2 separate regions of the Homo sapiens genome follow, and region 1 is linked to region 2. Evidence: chromatin contacts called from ENCODE Hi-C or POLR2A ChIA-PET data. All regions are on one chromosome and are shown on one strand. Each heading gives the region's core, a stretch centred on a gene start or an enhancer-like site at or near the end of the contact. The rest is flanking DNA. Distances are from core to core; before and after follow the strand shown. Region 1 overlaps MAN1C1 (mannosidase alpha class 1C member 1). Region 2 overlaps LDLRAP1 (low density lipoprotein receptor adaptor protein 1).

Region 1 (4,319 bases), core at 529-3,028, 180 kb after region 2:
AGTGGCCCATTTGGGTTGGGGGGTTCTGACCTTTGGGATGCTTGGAGACAAGGCTGGAAGGTTGGTGGGGAGGGGTATGAGAGAGGCAGTGGGGACCCTTGACCTCAAGGGGCTCACAGTCTAGTTAGGGAGGCAAAGCCCCACAGTGCAGGGAGGTAGTGGTGGGTGCCCAAGAAAGTGCTGTGGGCACTCTCAGGGCAAGAAGAGGTTAGCTAGTGGAACCAGTTCAGGCTGCCCCTGGGAGGTAGACCTTGAAGAACATGTTAGTGTTGAACATGCCAAGATGCACAGAGAAGATTTCTTGGCAGAGAAGACCACACTTGCCAAGGTATGGAAGCAGGAGCTTGCACCCCTTCCTACATGGGTACTGAGGAACCATTGGCAGTTCCTGAGCTTGGGGAGAGACCCAAGTTGGATCTGGCTTTAGAGTGAATAAGAGGTAAAGGGAAGGGGTCTTGGAGATAGGAGGACCCTTTTGGAGGCAACTACACAACCAGATCAGGTAGTGATGGCCTCGGCAGCAGATACAGATGGGACCTGTGGGGCGGTTTTCCTTTAAGTTGGGCCAAGGGTTTTTGCAAGCTGCAATCTCACGCTCACGTTGCCCTGCAGGGTGAGAGAGAGGGCCGGGAATGTAGTTGCACCCCAAGGCCTCACTGACCCAAGAAGATTTTTGTGGAGGGGCTGCCCAGTGCCAGTAGGGGCAAGGAGGGCCACATGTACTCACTATCATGCCAGCCCTTGTCCATCAACCTACCCCATTTAACCCTCCCAGGAGCCTTATGAGGCAGGTCCTAGTGTCACCGCCATTTTGCAGATGAGGGAAACGAGGCACAAAGAGGTAGAATGGCTTGCCCTATTGCACAGCTAGGGTATAAGAGGCCAGGATTTGAACATCTCCCTGACACCAAAGCCAGCCTCTTAGCTATGTGTGAGGTTGCCTTGCAAAGGCTTTATTCAGTAGCCAAAGGTCCGAACCCTCCCAAAGGAAAGGATCAAGAGGGTCTCCCTGACCTCGTTGCCCTTCCTCACTCCCTGGCCAGGCTGCTATTTCAAGGTGAACTAAGGGACCCCAGAACTGATGAACAATCGGTTCAATGAACTGATTTATCAAGCACTTAGTCTGTGCCAAGCATATAGGTTGTATTTATCAGATGTATCTAGGCCAGGTGTGTATGTGATGTATTTATCCTGGCTCAGGAACCTGCAGTGGCTCCCCAGTGCCCTGGTCCAGTGGTCTTAACCTCATTTTATAGATGAGAACTTTGATGCTTAGAGCAGATGTGTTGCTGGCTCATAGCGGCATTTGAACGCGGGGCTGCTGATTTCTGGGCCTGTATTATTTCTAAGACACCTCACTGCCTTCTGCACTAGCAGGAAGGGGTGAACCCCATGGCTTCAGAACTGGAACAGGAAAGTGGACCAACATGGAGCCCGCCCCAGCCACAGCCCTAGGGAAGCGTCCAAGCTGGCTCTTTGTGTATAAATCATGGTCTGTTTACTGAACAGGGAGTGTGTCTTTCCTCCTGGGGAGCTGCCCCAGGGTGGCTGCAGGTGCAAATAGGGTTGAATTCAGGATAGGGCCTTCTCTCCTGCCCAGCCTGACCGCTGAGTAGCCTCTGGACTGGAATGAAAGGCTTTCCAGTAAGTGCCTTGCTGGACTGCAGCTCAGCCATGTGCCAGGTGGGAATGGGGGTGGGAGACCAACCAAGAGAAGGATTCAGGAGCCTGAGAGCAGGGGCAGGAACTTGCCAACAAATCTCTTAGCAAGCTGCTTTCTCAGCTGGCCTCATAGAGCGTCCCCAGGGACGTCACGGGGCAGAGCTGGTCACGAGGAGTCCTGGCTGCCCTCCCAGCCTGATCTAGAGGAAGAAGGGCGCATGGGGTGAAAACACCAGGGAGCTCAAGGCAGGATTCAGAAATCAGACACTGCGGCTGCCTCTCCCCTGGCCTTGAAGGACATACGGCCTGGGCCTCTCTTGATCCGTAACTGATCAGAGTGGGTGGGGTGGGGTGAGCAATCAGATCTGCAACTGTTTTCACAGAGAATTGAGCGGCCCTGCAATGCCTGATGCGTGGAAAACACATTCCACTTGGCCTGGGGCTGGGCCAGTCCCCCCTTGGTCTAATCTTGAGTGTGTCCCATCCCCTCTCTGAGGTCTTCATCTATGACAATGAAGGGGTAGGGGCAGCAGGATCCCCCAGATTCTTCCAGGCCCTTCAAACGTCTGGTTTGAGGTCCTGTGATAGAACAGGAAGGGGCCTGAGCTACAGCCAGGAGCATGGACACCAGGCCTGTACCCTGTGTGCTGGGCACGATCTGCTTTGCTCAGTCTGCCTGGGCTCCTCAGTGCCTCCCTGCTTGAGCACCTCGAGAGGGTGAATACGGGCCAGGAACTCTGTTCAGCCCTGCCACCTACAGGGGAAGCAGCTGGGATGAACCGGCAAAGGATCAAGTCTGTTTGGCTTTGGGATGTGTTTTCCTACCACTTCTTAAGCATGGGAGGGGCTGACATTCTGGAAATTCACTTCAGCCCAAACAGGGAAGCCATCCCAGGACGCAGTGCTGGGTCCTTCCAGCCTTCTCCTCCCTCCTTGGCGAACTCCCTTCTGGTAATAGATTCTCCGACCTCCAGCCCATCCCAGGACACAGGGCTGGGTGCCTCCAGCCCTCTGCTCCCTCCTTGGCGGGCCCTCCCTTCTGGTAATAGATTCTTTGACCTCCAGCCTCATCTTCCTCCTAACTTCTCCCTCCCTCTCACCCTCACTTCCATTCTTTTTCCAGGCTGTATCCTTTTTCAGACCTTGCCCAGCCTAGAGAGGTGGTTAAGTGTGTGAATTTCAGAAGGATTCTCTGCCTTCAGTCAACACAAGTGAGCAGTTAGGAAGCACTCATTAAGGAGATTAGAGGCTAACTCTGAATTCAGGAGGTGCCGCAAAGCCCACGCTGCAGACTCAAGTGGGCTCAACAGGCTCCAGAGTTTCCACTGCGGAAGGTGGAGCCTGTGACTCTCAATGTTTTCAGCCTCTGCAGGGAGGACACTGAAGGAACAATTACTCCTCTTAGGGTTACACTCTGGTCCCTAAAGGAAACTACTGCTGCCTGCAATGACTCCATAGTTGTAAGGAGTTGATGGGAGGCGCCACCTCTTTCAGGAAGCCTTTCAGATAGTAGCAGGCATGTCCCTTTCTCCCTCCCCTCCACCTTCACAGTTTTCTGCACTGAGTGCAAAAGGCTCTGGTTGTGCCAGAGGGTGTCTTCCTCATTACTCTTCTGTCTGGTTCATGGGATGGAAAACTATCATTTTGCACTTATCTCAGCCTTTACTCCCAGGACAGGTGCCTGATGCCCAGTGGTAGGGGCCAGGCCTCGTAGCTGGTTCGTGCACTAGAATGAGAATGGCCGCAAATTTTTACTTTGTGTATTTGTTTGGTTTCTTTGCCCAAATTTTCTTTCCTTTTTTTTTTTTAATGGAAATAAGTTTCTGGTTATAAGAAAGTAACCCATGAGCTGAAGAAATCAAAAGGCACCTGTAATCCCGGCACTCAGAGGTAGTCAGTGGGTCATACCAGACTTAGTTCTGTACACTTACACTTTGATGTACAATAAGAATTATACTGTGTTTTTTTCTTATTTGCAATTTACTTAAAAAGAAAGAAAGAAAGAAAGAAAAAGATCCCGTGGATGTCTCCCCAGGTAAATAGGCACAGGTCGACCTCACCTGCGTGGATGACTGCATGGTATCCTATTTTATATTTGAGCCATAGTTCACCCTCTATTAGCTACAACTAATCTTGAAGAGACAGAGGATTGGCACGGTTGATTTTTGGGCCAGGTGCAGTGGCTCACGCCTGTAATTCCAGCACTTTGGGAGACCAAAGCAGGCAGATCACTTGAGGCCAGGCATTCGAGACCAGCCTTGGCCAACATGGTGAAACCCACTCTCTACTAAAAATACAAAAATTAGCTGAGTGTGGTAGCATGCATCTGTAATCCCAGCTACTTGGGAGGCTGAGGCACGAGAATCGCTTGAACCCAGGAGATGAAGGTCTCAGTGAGCTGAGATAGCACCATTATACTCCAGTCTGAGCGACAGAACAAGATTCTGTCTCCAAAAAAAAAAGATTTTTGTATGCCAGGCTGGATGAGGTGGCTCACGGCTCACGCCTGTAATCCAGCACTTTGGGAGGCCGAAGTGGGTGGATCACTTGAGGCCAGGAGTTCAAGACCAGCCTGGCCAACATGGTGAAACCCCATCTCTACTAAAAATACAAAAATTATCTGGGCGTGGTGGTGGACACCTGTGGTCCCAGCTACT
Region 2 (4,171 bases), core at 279-2,778:
GCAGGATGACCTCTTCAGCTTCTGAGGGCCCGGGGCCAGCCGGACACAAGCGGCCCTGACACGTGATGGACCAAAGCCACCTGCTGCGGGGGAGCCAGTTCTGGGGCCCGCCTGCCACCTCTCCCAGCCCTCAGCATTGTCAGCCTGAAGATCAGAGCTGCAGCCAGTCAGGCAGGGGAGAGATTTTTCTTTTAAGCCCTGCTCTTTCTCTGAGAACCAAAAGATGCCTTGAATATTTATTCAGTGACTTCTGGCTTATGCTCAGAAGCCAGTCTGCGTCAGGCACGTCTCCTGCTGCGTGACATGTGCAGTGCTGTAATCGGCTCCCGCTTGCTCTCCTGGAGCAAGCTCTGCCCTGGCTGTGGGTATCAGGACTGTGACCAAAGCATTTCTAGTCCCTTCTCTCTTTCTAAGGACCCAAATTTCCCTGGGGGCATCCTGCTTCCTGAAAGCTGTTGGATTTCAGTGATTTTTCCCCCCACCCCCCAGCACAGGAGAGCACCCACAGCCGCAGAAGGGGAATGTGTCCTCCTGCTCTGCTTCCTCAGGGCCCAGCAGGCGGGGGTTTGAGCCCTGGACCCCAGGCTCTTAGAGACTAAGGGGCAGCTCCTGACCAAAGACGATACAGCTTGGCACTTTAAAGCATTAACAGCAGGTGTGACCCTGAGGGCTCCTCCATGGTGCTGCATTGAGTCCAGCTTTCCTTCTGCCCTTCCTCCAGGAGAAGGGGCCCAAGGTCCCCGTGGATGGTCTCCACCTGTGCTTGGAACCAGTGTAACTGGCTGCTCCCTGCTCCCAGGGACTGACACGGGGATCATCTCTGTGACCGCCCTCCGTCGGGCCCCTGCCTGCCTTCTCCCCTCCACGCAAGGCTGTGCTCTTCCTCTGGTTTCTGTGTGTCCGTTTGAGTGTCTGCGCCCCGCCTCCCCATACTTCCTGGGATGATGTGTGAAACCTGACACCTAGATTTATTTGGAAATATTCTATGACCACTTTACAGATGAGGAAACAGGCCTCAAGCGTGGAGGGGTAGAGTGAAGAGTAGAACCCAGGTCTGATGCCAAAGCTGCTTTCTTCTCTGCCTCCTCCTCACGCAACTCACACCTCCTTTTCTTCTAGCTTTGTTGTCCTCCCAGGAACCAAAAAACCCCAGCTATTTTCTGACCAAAATGTGTTTCATAACAAACCATCTGGTGCCTTTCCACACAGAACTGGCAGGAGCCTCGTGTCCTGCTAGCTGTCTCTCTTGTTGATTTCCGTGAAAATGCAAGTGTTTGAAGTCTGCTCATTCCGAGGGTGAAACAAAATCCAACCCTGTCAGAATCATGCTGTTCTCTTTGCTGACACTGTGACCCTGGGTCGGGACAGACCAGCAGCAATCTGTCTTTAGAATCGCTTTCCTTCCTCCCCTTTTGCCCCCGTGGGGCTCCCGGCATCCTGAAAGCCAGCAAAGCCTCCAGCATCTTTTCCATCCTGAGGTGCCTCCCAGTGGCCTGGCTTGTCGGAGCAAGTTTCATCAGCCCTAGGGAAAACACGGCCCTCCTGGGAACCTCCTTACCTGGAGTAACCGGACACCTTAGACGGAGGTGCCTGAGGGTGGGGTGGGATTTGCAGGGTCATTATCAGAACATGAGGATAACTTCCTTGCCCCTGCTCTGTAGCCACCTCCTTGGCACCGGCCTCTATTTGTCATAAGGCGGCGTGGGCGAGGCCTGACACAGGCCAGCCTTGGCACGAGGGGGGCCAGGGGTTCTGAGAAGCGCTGCCCTGTGAGAGCCACGCTGGCCTTCGTCTCCATCTCTGGTTGACGGGCTGTCCGTGTGCCTCCTGTGTGTCTGCAGACAAGTCTTGCTGTGCTTTATTTGTGAAACTTTAATGAGGAAAAAACAAATAATAAATGTTCTCGTTTTGAAACTCAAGCAACGCTCATCAGGTGGAGTAGACTGGCGGCAGCGTCCGGCGGCTCCTGCCCTTTGGGGATGGCAGCAGCAGTGACCACAGGCTGGGTGGGGCCGCGTGCCCAGGGGCAGCACTGAGTGGGGGTGATGGTCTTAGGTTCCTGGGGTTGAAGGCCCAGTGGGGCCCCCTTTTCACCCAGCAGCTGGGTGTGTGTGTGATGAGGTCACCTCTGGATGACTCATGGAGGCTACACCAGGGATCTGGTGCATCGGCTGAAGCGTCTGAGAGCCCCGGCGGGGGACTGTGGCCAGGCTGTGAGTCCCCTGCAGTGTGCATGAGGTTGTGTACGTGTCCACGTGGGCGTTTTCCACAGAGAGGATGTCCATTATTTCCATCACTTTTTGGATCCGCAACACTTTATCATTCCACAGACTTGCTCCGGGCTGAACGTGGACTGGGCCTGGGTCTCAGTACTGGGGACAGGGGTCCAGGCGTGGCCCAGATGAACTCAGGATGTGTGGTTTGGGTGTGTTGGGGGATGGTGGGAAGTATTTCAGTGTCTTGAGAGACTCAGGGTCTAGCCCTAGCTCTGCCACTTGGAGGCTGTGACACTTGATCAGTCACCTCTTGAGCCTTGATTTTCCCGTCTGTGAAAATGGTGCAATGACCTCCCCGCTTTTTACCACCCTGGGTTTTGTGTGACTCAGTGGTGACCATCATCACATTGTTGGTAGAACACTTGTGCATTCAGGTTATCTCAGAACCAAAGGCAACTGGAACTCAATATGTCTAAAAATGGTAAAGTAAAATAGTTAGCAACCAGTGTTAACTGAGCTCTTACTATGTGCCGGGTGTTGTGCTGAGCTCTGCACCATATTGCAACGGTTGTGCTGAGCGCAGATGGCAGATGGCATTAGCTCCCGTTACTGCTGAGGACACTGGGCTGGGAGAGGAAGGCAGCTGTGCTTCAAGTGCTGGGCGGGGCCACAGCTGAGCCGCCAACCTGTGTGGCCCTTACCCCGCCATGTCCTGGCTTCCCAGGAGCCCAGTCTGGCCATATGCTGCCCGAGACCACCTGTTGACCTGTGCGGTGACCCTCACAGAAAGGCCACTCTCTTCAGGTTCTTTCAGCCACTCTCCGGAGATTCCCCAGGCCTCTGCCCCTCAGCTGTGGCTTGTGGGGGTCCACTTGGACATGTATCTCTTTATCCCTTTGAAACTGGTATTTTAAGCGTCCAGAACCCAGAGGCAGAGCCCTCATATCAGCATCAGGCTGACTCCCTGTGAATTCTCAGTGGTTCATGGATGACTAAGAAATCCTCCCCTTTCTTCTTTCCCTCATAATCTGAAAAGACACCCAACAAGTTTATCTTTCGGTTTAAATTTGGCCAATGTCTTTAGTCTCCGGATGTCTCGGATTATGAATCCTGAGCGCCAGCCGTCTGCTCTTTCATGCATAAGGGATGAAGCCAGGGAGAACAAAGTCGCCTTTCAGATTTGACGTGACTTTCAGCTTCACTGGGTGGATGTTGGGGTCTGCTCTCCCAGGAAGAGATCCCATCCCATGTACATCTGGGGACTTTTCAACAAGCCTGGCTAGGGAATAGGGGCAGATTCACATCTGGGGGGCTGGCTTGGGGCCTGGTCTTCCTCCGGCCATTCCCAGGTGCTCATCAGAGGAGGTGCCCGTTTGTATATTAAGAAGTAACCCGGCCGGGCGCAGTGGCTCACACCTGTAATCCCAGCACTTTGGGAGGCCGAGGCAGGCGGATCACGAGGTCAGGAGATCGAGACCATCCTGGCTAACACGGTGAAACCCCGTCTCTACTAAAAATACAAAAAATTAGCCAGGCGTGGTGGCGGGCGCCTGTAGTCCCAGCTACTTGGGAGGCTGAGGCAGGAGAATGGCATGAACCCAGGAGGTGGAGCTTGCAGTGAGCCGAGATCGGGCCACTACACTCCAGCCTGGGCGACAGAATGAGACTCCTTCTCAAAATAAAAATAAAAATAAAGTAACCCTTGGGCCTGTTAGGTCTTTTGCACCTAACACTGGTGATACTAGTCCTTGCAACCTCACATGCTACCAGGTAGGTGGTCCTAGTCCCATTTTCCTGATGAGGCAGCTGAGGGTGAAGGAGGATCAACAAGTTGACCAAAGTCTCACATCCACTCGGGGATCTGGGATTTGAACCCTGCTCTCTGACCCCAGCGCTCCGGATTTCCACTGCACAGTGCCTCTCCGTGCAGATCAAGGCAAACCCCAACCGACCTG

The links. Hi-C counts contacts between places; a loop is a spot of excess contacts on that map. ChIA-PET counts read pairs that join two places held with the same protein, here RNA polymerase II (POLR2A). Pooled maps may share reads with other maps.
Region 1: a pooled map shows a loop between it and region 2 (2.1-fold over the local background). The contact joins two enhancer-like sites. A Hi-C loop is called at or near these places in 5 of 50 pooled maps. POLR2A ChIA-PET finds 5 or more read pairs at or near these places in 4 of 52 experiments (PC-9, WTC11, activated B cell and 1 more).

Annotation. Positions count from the first base shown.
Region 1 is chr1:25,741,878-25,746,196 of GRCh38, forward strand. The region is part of intron 2 of MAN1C1 (mannosidase alpha class 1C member 1); the gene reads left to right. Among named protein-coding and RNA genes, the nearest start is that of SELENON, 56 kb to the right of the region's middle. Within about 2 kb of position 1,779, at least 25 of the 41 ENCODE cell types and tissues checked have a DNase peak (open chromatin) inside an H3K27ac peak, as active enhancers do.
Region 2 is chr1:25,566,968-25,571,138 of GRCh38, forward strand. It overlaps LDLRAP1 (low density lipoprotein receptor adaptor protein 1), which reads left to right. Exons shown (of 9, transcript NM_015627.3): 9 at 1-1,919. The coding sequence ends at 25. Among named protein-coding and RNA genes, the nearest start is that of LDLRAP1, 25 kb to the left of the region's middle. RefSeq lists enhancers at 1-547, 548-1,272, 1,273-1,996. Within about 2 kb of position 1,529, at least 22 of the 41 ENCODE cell types and tissues checked have a DNase peak (open chromatin) inside an H3K27ac peak, as active enhancers do.